Linked DNA regions of Homo sapiens: all the other regions are linked to region 2. Evidence: chromatin contacts called from ENCODE Hi-C data. All regions are on one chromosome and are shown on one strand. Each heading gives the region's core, a stretch centred on a gene start or an enhancer-like site at or near the end of the contact. The rest is flanking DNA. Distances are from core to core; before and after follow the strand shown. Region 1 holds the start of RPS6KA3 (ribosomal protein S6 kinase A3). Region 2 holds the start of SCML1 (Scm polycomb group protein like 1). Region 3 holds the start of CA5BP1-CA5B (CA5BP1-CA5B readthrough). Region 4 holds the start of MOSPD2 (motile sperm domain containing 2).

Region 1 (2,700 bases), core at 84-2,583, 2.5 Mb after region 2:
AGTCAAGAAGGAAGAATCACAGACGCGCCACCATCAGGAATTGATTTTCCACTCCGGAGAGGAGCGGTGATACCTTGGAACGGGTCTTGTCTGGATTATTTTCGCAGACCCCGAGTTGTTCTGGGATAGGGGCGGTTCAGGAAAGCTCGGTGTAGTGATGCGCCCGGGGAAATTCTGTTTTGCCCTGTTTGGGTATATTGTTTGGGTTTTGGGCACTAGGATGGGTGACTCAGGGACGGTCACCAGATCCCGGGCGAGGAAAACCAGAAAGCCTTTTACGGCGGCCGCTGATCTCCTTGAATATCACCCTCTCACCTCCATGGACAGGAAACTCAAGTTAAACTCACAGGGACGGGGGTCTAGCTCTGCGACCTCAGAAACGGAGGGGGTAGGGGACCTTAGGCTTCCGCTTTCTTCTTTGCAGCAGCAGAAACCGCTGCGGCAGACGAGGGGGAGGCAAAACCCTGCACCCCCTACCCGAAACCCCCACAGGTCGCCGCCGCCCGTGCCCCGCGCGCCGGTCTCCCCGCAGCAGCCCCTCCCTCGGCTGGACTCGAGAGTCCCTGCTCCCCGGTGAACCCGATCCCTACCCCTCCCTCATCTCCCAAAGTCGCCAAGGTCCGGGAAAGCCCCCGACCCGGCTGGGCCAAACTTCCCAACTCCCCGCCGGCCCCCGCTCCGCCTCCCGCTTCCCCCACGCAAAGTTGATTAAAATTGGCTTCTTGCAAAGCCCCAGCGCCCACTCCAAACCCCACGCGCCACCACACTGGCAGCCCCCCGAGCGAGGGAAGGAGGTGAGGGTGAGGATGGAAGGAACAGACAGACCGGCCAATAGACCCACCCCAACAACCCAAACCAAAACCCTGAGCCCGGGGGAAAGACGCGAGCGGGATCAGAACGGGCCGAGTGGCCAGCTCCGGGGAGCGAAGCGAGCCGGCGGGGGCGCGAGGAGGAGATGCGCCGGCCCCGGCCGCCCTGCTGCACTCACCTCAGCGCTGTCGGACGGGCTCTCCACAGCCATCTTCTGCCACGGGTCCGCCAGCTGCGCCAGCGGCATCTTCCCCCCCGGCCCGCCGCCTTCACCGCCTCCTCCCTCCCCGCCCGCCCCACGGCCGGCCCCGCTCCGTCGCCGCCCGAGCCCCACGGCAGCGGCGGCGGCGGCGGCGGCGGCGGCAGCGGCAGCGGCAGCGGCAGCAGCAGCAGCAGCGGCGGCGGCCCCAGAGAGGGCTCGACGCCGACGCCGACCGCCCGAAAGCCGCGCGCCTGGCCAGAGACGCCCGCGCGCTGAGCGAGAGCCTCGCGCCTCCGCTGGGCACCGGGTCTCGCCCCTTTCTTCCTCTCCTCCTTCCGCCGCCGGGACTACGGCTCCGCCCCCCCCGCCGGTTCCCGCGCCCGCTCCCAGCAGAACAGCGACCGCCGCGCGCTCCCCCACTTCCGCTCACAACATGGCGCCTAAGCGATACCTGTCTCTCAAAGCGAGGCTCGGCCGCCGCCACCACCGCCGCGCGCACCCAGGGGCTGGGCTAGTGGAAGACACGCCCCCGGCCGCTGCGCTCCGCTCCTCCCTCTTCCCACCCCCCTCCTTCTGCGCCCCAACCTCAGCTTCTGGGCCTCGCCTACTTTCAGGAAGGGCGAGCCCAACAGATCTGGGGGCGTCGGCGGGAGGCGGGGGAAAGAAATGGGAAAGGCAGGAGGGGCGAAGGCTGGGAGCCTTTCACCGCCAAGGGTCCAAGGAGGTCGGAGGCTCCTTGGGAATGAGGGAGAACAGTGGTCCCCGCCCAGCTGGGGAGGGAGGTGGGCAAAGTACCGGGGGCGCAGTCCCGAGCCAAGGACCCGGGGAGGGGTGCGGAGTGTCTTTTCGGCTTGTCTCCTCCGGGGGTGCGTGCGTGCGGACGCGCCTAGTCTCTGGGCGCATCCCGTAATGGCCCAAGACCCTCCCTCTTCAGGGTCACATGCTGGGAAATCACCTGCCCCCCATCTCCCCCGACGGAGGCAAGGGAGGCTTCGTGCCTAGGAGCCTCCTGGGGGCTCGGCTCCCGGTTTGATTCAAGTCTTTTCAAGTTGACGCTCTTTTGTTAAATTGTGGCTATTTGGGATTAATTCCTCTTGTATTAGTCGCTTCCCCCGCACCGCCCCCAGCCCAAATTCTCCTCCCCAAGTGCGCAGAGCTCTCGGCCTTCAGCTGCGACCCTGGAACCGCTGCCCCCCGCCCCACGTCTGCTACCTAAATCTTCAAGAGGGGAAAACAGGGAGGTTCCTTAAGGCTGTCCCTCTCGGTAGAGGTTGGAGAATTATTTAAAAATATCTTGTAGGCAGGAGCGCGGGGTTCCTGCTCCTCTGTTGACTTTAAATAAGAGATTAGATTTAAAAATCAGGCTGGCCGTGGGCGGAGGAGGAGGAGGAGGGGGACAGAGGGAGGGGAGGGGTTCTGACTCCTCCTCCTGCCCAAGATGGGGAAGCCCTGGATTAAGGAAACCCAATGCCCCGACGGCGACGGAGCCCCACAGGACGGCGAGAGCTTTGGGGGGAAGGCCTGGGCGTCCGGGGTGCGTCCCAAGAGGACTCGACCCTGTGTTCACTGCGCCAGGAGCCGCTGCGCGCTAAGTGCGCCCGGGCAGAAATGTGTAAAAGTCGCAGGGCTGAGTGGAAAGCTACTGCAGCCCCTGGCTAGTCGCCCAGCGAGGGGAAGAGAAAAAGCAA
Region 2 (2,700 bases), core at 78-2,577:
ATTAGCTGGGCATGGTGGCAGACGCCTGTAATCCCAGCTACTCTGGAGGCTGAGGCAGGAGAATCGCTTGAACCCAGGAGGCAGAGGTTGCAGTGAGCCGAGATCACACCGCTACACTCCAGCCTGGGCAACAAGAGCAAAACTCCGTCTCAAACAAAAACAAAAACAAAAAAAAAACATATACTATATCTATAATGGGCTTTAATCTAGCTTCGTATTTGAGAGGAAAAATGATACATTTCCAACGTCCAGTATACTTTCTTTGTAGCTCCTCTCTGGGCCAAGAAAAGATGTATAGCTTTACTTTGAAATATCTGCCTGCTTTGCTTCTGATAATTACTCAGACTGTGTCTCCTTCCCAAGATGAGCAGCCTCGATATAAGTATGTAAGACTATATGCCACTAGATGATGTCACATAGCCTTTATTACAATAGCAAAATTCTATGCCAGGTACTGTTCTAAGTGCTTTGCATACATTAACTCATGTAGTCCCCATATTATACCCATTTTACAGATGGGGAAACCGAAGCACAAAGCGGTTACTTGGCTTGCCTAAGGCCATAGGAGGACTGTGTTGGAGCTGGGGGTCCAATCCAGTAAATCTGCCTTCAAGGTCTGCGTTAGTTCCCCAGTCCAACTTGTGGGTGCTGGAGACTGGAAATATCTTGCCCGCCCCCCACCCTGGCCCCCCTCGCCCTTCCTACCAGACCTGGCTCAGGGCAACTGCTAAGGCCCCGCCCCTCTCCTCATTCCAAGTCAATCACTGGCGTGCGTCCAGGAAACCCAGTTTACGACGACGTCTCTGGTGCGTCACAGAGCGCGGGGGAGGGGCGGGATCACATTAAAAAAAAAAAAAAGCTTCGGACACCCCAACAACGAAGGGGGGACACCACGTCCCTAACTACAACGCCACTAGAAGGGTTGCGCATGCGCGCCAGCCTCCTGCGCAGCCGCAGAAACCACTCAGCGCGCGAGTCTCTGAAAGGCCTAACGTCCATTTTCAATCCTGCGGGTCTTGCGAAGGAAAACCTGAGGTAAGAGGCCCCGCCCCACAGCCATCTCCTCAGCAAATTCCCGCCCTCGGCCCCGCCCCACAGCTATCTCCTCAGCAAATTCCCGCCCTCGGCCCCGCCCCACAGCCATCTCCTTAGCAAATTCCCGCCCTCACCCAAGGACTGGGAGAGCACCCGCGGATTGGCCGATCAACGGTGACGCCTGTCAGTGGCCAGACTCCGATTGGTCAGCGGGTAGTCCCGCCCCCCCCCCCCCCCCCCCCCCCCCCAACCGCGAGTGTGGGAATTCGGCGTCGCGGGAGCTCTCTGATCCACTCAGGGGTCAGGGCATCACTGGTCTCGCGTGCGCGTGACCAGGCCCGGTTTCCGGTGCCAGGACCTTTCCGAAGCGTCGAGTGGCCTAACGGTCACAGCTGTCGCCCATCGGAGAGGCAGGACTACTGCGAGCAGTTTTACCGCGACCTCCGGAGGCCGGCGTGACAGGCTCTGTCACTAAAATAGGTCTGTCCAGTCGTACTTTTTCCTCACCTTGAACTTTCCGTCACGGGAATACACGATTTGGCTTAGGGGCCGGGGCTCTCCTGAGGAGAGAGGGTTTGCTTTGCGGGGAAGAGCGAGTCTTGACTTCGCAGCCTCCAATTTCAGCCGCGGTGTGGAGGGGGGTGCTTTGGGTGGTCCCCACAGCCTTTCCGGAGTGCCCGCGCGTGTAAGCTTTTGAGATTTGACAATTTGTGAAGTGCTTGGTGCTGACTTTCGGGGACGACAGGATCCTTTTACAGTCATTCTCCTGTCAGGGGAGGCAGGTGGGGAGCGAGGAAGGATCCAGATTTCGTTAACAGAGCTTTGAGTTTAAAGAATTGACAAACTCCCGAGTTGATTTCCTGTCAGACCTTTTGCGGTTGAGACATAGAGTCTGAGGCTTTGATGGTAACCGCGTTTGATTTAGAGACAGACTGTGCAGCTTCGCTGTTTTATTGTAAATACGTAAATGAGGAGGAAGAGAAAAACGTAGGGTGTTGGGAGCAGAGGCGGGAGGCGGGAGATCCTGCGAAATCGGAGTCCCTTTGGAGTGGGGGAGGCCGTCGAGGCGTGCGAGGGCCCGGCCCCCTTGCCGCGTGGTCGTTAACAGGAAAGGCCCTGATTTGGTTGGTGGCGGATCGCGTCCCTCCCTCCTCTCCCCGGCTCTCCCCGAGTGCGGCAAACTGGCTTCAGGTTGACTAAAAGATAGCGATTTTCCAAGCAGCTTTGCCGCGCGGTGTTTTCTAAAGCGGGGCGTGGGCTGGGTGCCCTTTTGGGCCTCACTTGTCCGGCCTGCGGCAAGTGCTGGGCGATGGGATGCGGTTCTGGCGGCAAAGGAAGGGCTGCCTTTGAGAGTCCCGCAGGAAGGTTTAGAAAGTGATTGTTCTTAAAACAAACAGAGCGTTTTGCTGTGTGTTCCTCAAAGTGGTCCCGGTGGGAGTGGCGCCTCATTGTGAGCTGTGCCTTATCTGATGAATTAATGGCAGGTGAAAGCCTTGCGCCTCCGGAGCGAATATTTACGACTTTTGAAAATGTCTTTAATGTCTAAAAAAAGTCTTTTAGAAAATCAGACGGCCTCTTGTTCTTATGTTATCAAGAGTTTAGATTTCTGTGGTAAATATAAGTGAGTTTCATTTTAAGTAAACTCATTTTACGAGATTTGAGATT
Region 3 (2,700 bases), core at 139-2,638, 2.1 Mb before region 2:
GACTCTTGTCTTATTTCTTACTGGAACATAGTACTTGATAAATCTGTCTTGAATGAATGAATGAATGAATGGCTAATGGAAAGTGTCCATCCTCTAAGAATGTCCGTTCAGAAATTTCTGGACAGAAAAGCTGGTAATAACCTCCTCACTTTTTTCCTGTGAACCCAGAATTGCGAATGGAGGGAGTAAAAAAGCGTAATCTTGGAGCAGGGGGCTGCAAACAGAGGTCTGAATGTGGTGGTGTCTAGACAGGACCTAGAGAGCATTAGGGCACCAAGTGCCTAGGAAAAGTCATCAGGAGGACACATCAGGAAGTAGAGGAGTGTGCTTACTCCATGTATCTCCCTAGCATTTAAAGTCCGCTGACTTTAAATGGGCTGGAAGGAACACGGTTCCAGTTTATCTCCATATCGGGTTAAAGGACATGAAACCTAGCTAGAAGGAACATTGCTCCACCACTGGCCCATCAGTTCTGTTTCCTACTCGGTTTTTGCTTAACGAGTTGTGGTGTTTAGAGTTGGGAGATACATGGAGAAAGTCACTTTTTAGGAGAGGATCAGAGATCCGCAGGCTCATTTCACTCTATAAATGCCGCGGACATCTGGTTCCAGGACCTGGACAGTCCTCTCTGGAGACTGGTGGGCCCCTCCAACACCTCCGTGGCTTCCCGGGATCAAGTATCGCACCTAAAAGGAGCGCAGAGAGCGTGCAACTGGCGGGAGAGGCGTGACCAGAGTGGAACCAAAAGTGGGTGGCCTGGGAACCTAACGCGTGACCAGAAGTGAAGGTAGGTAAGTGCGCATGCGCAGGATGCGAGTGGCCAATGAGGACCACAAGGTTGTAGCGTGTGGCCTGAGAGGACGGCCAGGACTGGCCAGAAAAGAGAGGTGTGGAATGCAGTAAGAAAAGTGACGCGGACCAGAGGGGTCTTGCCTGTTCCGAGAGAATGGAAGGGGTTAGCCACGGTGGGAACGGCCACGGCGGGAACGGCCCCGCCAGTGAGGAGCGCAGGCAGCAAGGCTTAGCGGAAGAGGCGTGACCCAGGCGTACCGCAGGGGCGTGGCCCGAACGAGCTGACTTTAGCCCTTACGTGAAAGGCGTGGCGTAGTCGCAAGGGTGTAAAAAAGAAATTCGAATTCGCGGGACGGTCGGCCTCAGGCGGAGTAGGGACGTGAGCCCAAGGGAGGGAGGTGGGGTAGGCAGACTAGTTGTGACTGGATGATCACTGGGCGAAGGGTGGAAAAGTGGCCACAGATGGAAAGGCGGGCTGCGGAGTAGTGACCGGCAAGGGAGGTGGCGCGAAAAGGGAAGTAGGGACATGACGTAGTTGGAACGCAGAGACGTGCCTCGAACGTGGGGGGCGCGGTCCTTACGTGTGGGCGTGCCTTGTTGCTCTGAGGGGCGTAACAAAGATGGTGGAGCAGGCGGAGGGCAGAGGCGTCGGCAAGTTAGCGTGCAGGCGCGTGGCAGCGACAGGAGATGTGTAGCCAGAGCGCAGAGCAGGTGTGGACTCCGGCGCTGGGGAAGCGTGGCCAGGGCGAGATTTCAGCCTGGGTCGGGGACAGAATGGGGACTGATAGGGGCGTAACCTGGAATGACGAAATGACGTTTGCTGCGTAGGGACGTGGCTAAACGTGAGGGGGCGTGGCCAAGATGGCCGCGTGCGGGATCCTCGGGTACCGGGAGCGAACGAGGAGGTTCTGGCTCAGGTAAGTCGTTCGGGTAAGGGCGGGCGGCAGTAAGGAGCGTGGGCAGCAGCAGGGCGTGGTCTGCTTGAGAGGGCAGGAACTGTGCCACTTGCCGCAAACATGACCGCGTGCCGCTATCGGCCCTGGAGCCAGAGAAGCTTTTGGTGCGGCGAGGTTGGCCGGGGCCCTGGCGGGGCTTCTCTGAGGAATGGGAGTGGGAGGCTGGCGGCGGGGAAATAGCCACTTCCCCACTCTAGCCCTCTTTCTCCGCTATGGGGATCACCAGACATCCTTTTAGGATTCTGTCTATTAAAAAGTAGAACAGCTTTCCCAGAGACATTGCGGGATGAGAGGAGTGTCCAGAAACCAAGGAGCAGCAAGCTGGGACTCCCTCGGGTCTGCATTGTTGATATTCCCACCTGACTATGCTAGGGGCTATGGACAGACACAGCCACCCCAGAGTAGATCAAAAGCACAGTTGTGTCCCTTGGACAAATCTGAGTTTTTCTGTTGTGCCTTGCCCCAGAGCCGGAGGAGAGGAACCTCCAAAATGCAGACATTCTTGGTGGCTGGGATTCTGTGTGATATTCAGCGTTAAATGCTGCTGCTCTGAGGCTGCTGGAAACGCGTTAGTATTAATATCTGTGTACTTCTCTCACATTTACTTTTGCTGGAAAAGCTTGGGAAATGACTTAACGAAGATGCGTAAACCTTAATTTGTTTATATGCTCCTTATTAGCCACTGAATACCACATTGCTTTCTGCTTCCCCTTCTTCTTTACTGATAATCTGACCATTTCCACTATGCACTTTGAAAGTCTTGCTGGAGTATGGAGAATAGTCAGAAATCTCTGGTAAGATGCTGCCCCGCGCATCTCTCAGAGGAGTCACTATTCATAGCCTGCATCAGAGTTCACAATGAACCAAAGTTCACCCCACCTCCCCTGTCTTCAGGGACTTAGTGAAAAGCTGCACTGTTCTTGAATATTTTGGAAATGAAAAACTTTCTGGG
Region 4 (2,700 bases), core at 88-2,587, 2.9 Mb before region 2:
GCTGTTGATTCTGGACAAGGAAGTGTCCAGGATAGGTGAGTAGAGGTAGAAGGAGACTTTAGTTATATCTGAAATATCTTTTAAGGATGTAGTCAAACAACGTTTAAACAATGTGTTCATTTTTTCCCATAAAAAATGTAAATATATTTAAAAGTCTAGGACAAAAGATGCTAACATGCCATTCTGTCATGGATGACTACGGTTGATGGAAATATGGGGGACTATTCTTACAACTTGTTTGTAGTTTTCAGTATCTTTCAACTTTAAAAAAGGCAATATTGTATGCGCAACTATTTTCTTTCAATTGTTTTTAACTGACGAATAAAATTTGTTCCAGTCCCTTTAAATCTAAATCTTTCTCAACCTTGACACTATTGACATTTTGGGCTGGATAACTGTTGTGAATTTTCATGTACACTGGAGGATGTTTGGCAGCTTCCCTGGTCTCTATCCACTAGTAGCCAGTGAGCATCTCTTTTGCCCCCGGCCCCTAGCAGTGGTGACTAAAAATGTCTCCAGAGGTTGCCAAAGGTCCCCTGGGTGGTAAAACCGCCCCCCCCACACACACCCCCCCACCCCCCCGGCTGAACACAACTACCTTAATAAGCCGAAACACGCTTTTTTTAACTTTATATAATTATTTGAGATTAAAGATTTCAGAGATATTTTGCTCATTAAGCATCTCACACTCCAAGTTGGAAGGATACTGAAGGGATGAAAAAAACTTCAAGCGAATGTAGCACTTAAAATCCAATTATCATTGCAAGGAATGACAGACCCAGGTCTCGGGATGCCCGCTTCCTTCCCTCTCTCCCGCAATGCGGGGACAAGGGGAGGAAATCCAGCCCCATCGCCCCCTCTGCGAAGTCCTGGGAAGGGAAGACTCGCCAGCCCCATCCTACCTCAACGCAGCGGCAACATACCGGAGGCCCCACGTCGATACGGTATCCATCTGCTCCAAACCTCCCGCCAGCGCGCTGCATCCTGGGAGGCCGGGCGGAGGCTGCGTCGAACGCAGAGGAGGCGGAGCCTAGAAGCCAGCCAGGAGAGGTGGCCAAGGGAGGCTGAGGAGGCGGGGCCCTGGGGAGTGTTGTGAAAGCAGAGAGCCCGCGAGCTCTCTAGGGCGGAGCTCCGCGGGGGAAGCGCCGGCGATCTCGCGGCTGGCGGGGGCGGGACCGCAGTGCGGGGGATGTCGCGGGGCGAGGCCAGACGAGAATCGAATGGGACCTAGGCTGAGGGCCTGGTCCCGCCTCCAGACCCAGGCGTCCGCATTGGATTGGGCGGTGCGGCGGCGCTTCTGTCCGCCTTCCGGTGTCACGCGACCGCCTCCCCCTCCCACCCTTCTCTGTCTACCTCTGGGCGGGACTGCCGGGTGATGAGATACTCGGTCGGCGACGGTAGAACGGGCGACGGCGACAACCGCAATCACATCCACGACGGTGATCATGGCAGAGGTGAGGAGCCTATTGCACCGCCGCTGGCCCCCCGGACCCGGAAGCCGCCTCTGAGGCCCGGGGACCGAGCGCCCGTGTGCAGGTGGGCTGGGTTGAGGGTAAGCGGGTTGATGCAAGTAGTATCTAAGGTCCCATCGTGTCTCCCATCCAGAATCACGCCCAGAATAAAGCCAAGCTCATCTCTGAGACCCGGAGGAGGTTCGAAGCTGAGTATGTGACAGGTGGGTACTCTGTTCCAGGTATTAAGAAAGGTGTGCAGTGAGCATCCCCAACTTTGCTGGAGTGTTTGTGAGTGTATTTGTGGGAGGTGTTAGGGACCCTTTCGACCCTCACAGGAATGATGCTGGGCACGTCTCAAAGGTTTTCCTCTCCATGACAAGCCGTGTGCACTGCTTCAAATGGTCAAGTGGTGTGTCCCATGCTCCCTTTAAAGGGTTAATGTAAGTTGGAAATCGGTTAAGTTTTTAGCATGCCCTCGTGTTTATGGAACTTGCAGGATACTTGTTAGGCCCACAACACGGGTGACATTGTCCAGTCCACGGTTCCACTGCTGGCCTTTCACCAGCAACACTAGCGAAAATGTACCTGGAAACTGCCATAATACTATTGATGTGTACTTAATTGGGTATACAAATTCCTTGGATATTTTGTTTGATTTGGCTTTCATACAACCCAGCATGCTACCCACAAAATAGGCCCTCCAATGCTGGAACAAGTTCTTATCCCAAACTGTATCTTGCAAAGTACCTATGAGTCCAGAATTGATTTATTGGTTGAACATTCTGTGTCCAGATGTCACAGATACTTGAGTTGTCAGGTACTTAACTGAATATTTAATGCTTGTACAGTAATTTTGTAAAACATACGGAATAACTTATTGTAAATATGGAATTAAATAAGGATTTATATGTTGCCTACCTTAAGATTGATTGTAATCCTAACCCTGCCACTACATAGCTTACTTGTCTATTCTGAGCCCGTTTTCATATCTGTGAAGTGCAAATAATAAAGTTAGTAGGATTAAATTTTTTAAAAAAACATAAACCATCTAGCATGTCTTAAAATATAGTGGATTCTCAGTGAATATTTTGCCTCAGTTGTCATTTTGGTTACTGTGAAAGGAGTTAAGCTTCTACATCTTGACTAGTACTCAGCAGAGGTTCCCTGCAACTTTAAACCATCCTAGATTATACATCAGTTGATGACATAGAACAAATATGGAAATCGGTTTCAAATACTTGTCAGT

Evidence for each region. Hi-C counts contacts between places; a loop is a spot of excess contacts on that map. Pooled maps may share reads with other maps.
Region 1: a map of CD4-positive, alpha-beta memory T cell shows a loop between it and region 2 (8-fold over the local background). The contact joins the promoter of RPS6KA3 here to the promoter of SCML1 in region 2. A Hi-C loop is called at or near these places in 1 of 168 maps with a recorded cell type or tissue (CD4-positive, alpha-beta memory T cell), 1 of 37 single-sample maps with no recorded cell type and 9 of 50 pooled maps.
Region 3: a map of B cell shows a loop between it and region 2 (19-fold over the local background). The contact joins the promoter of CA5BP1-CA5B here to the promoter of SCML1 in region 2. A Hi-C loop is called at or near these places in 1 of 168 maps with a recorded cell type or tissue (B cell), 1 of 37 single-sample maps with no recorded cell type and 7 of 50 pooled maps.
Region 4: a loop to region 2 is called in a pooled map, with 15 times the contacts of the local background. The contact joins the promoter of MOSPD2 here to the promoter of SCML1 in region 2. A Hi-C loop is called at or near these places in 6 of 50 pooled maps.

Annotation. Positions count from the first base shown.
Region 1 is chrX:20,265,576-20,268,275 of GRCh38, forward strand. RPS6KA3 (ribosomal protein S6 kinase A3) reads right to left here and starts at 1,334. Exons shown (of 22, transcript NM_004586.3): 1 at 989-1,334. The coding sequence starts at 1,057. RefSeq lists silencers at 795-1,054, 1,175-1,394, 1,816-2,110.
Region 2 is chrX:17,736,166-17,738,865 of GRCh38, forward strand. SCML1 (Scm polycomb group protein like 1) reads left to right here and starts at 1,328. Exons shown (of 8, transcript NM_001037540.3): 1 at 1,328-1,515.
Region 3 is chrX:15,674,070-15,676,769 of GRCh38, forward strand. It overlaps CA5BP1-CA5B (CA5BP1-CA5B readthrough), which reads left to right and starts at 1,389. Exons shown (of 12, transcript NR_160544.1): 1 at 1,389-1,709. It also overlaps a transcript of CLTRN not described here and the pseudogene CA5BP1. RefSeq lists enhancers at 318-821, 1,054-1,672, 1,345-1,464.
Region 4 is chrX:14,872,084-14,874,783 of GRCh38, forward strand. It overlaps MOSPD2 (motile sperm domain containing 2), which reads left to right and starts at 1,338. Exons shown (of 15, transcript NM_152581.4): 1 at 1,338-1,454; 2 at 1,606-1,675. The coding sequence starts at 1,446. FANCB (FA complementation group B) reads right to left here and starts at 986. Exons shown (of 10, transcript NM_001018113.3): 1 at 903-986. RefSeq lists a silencer at 1,076-1,305.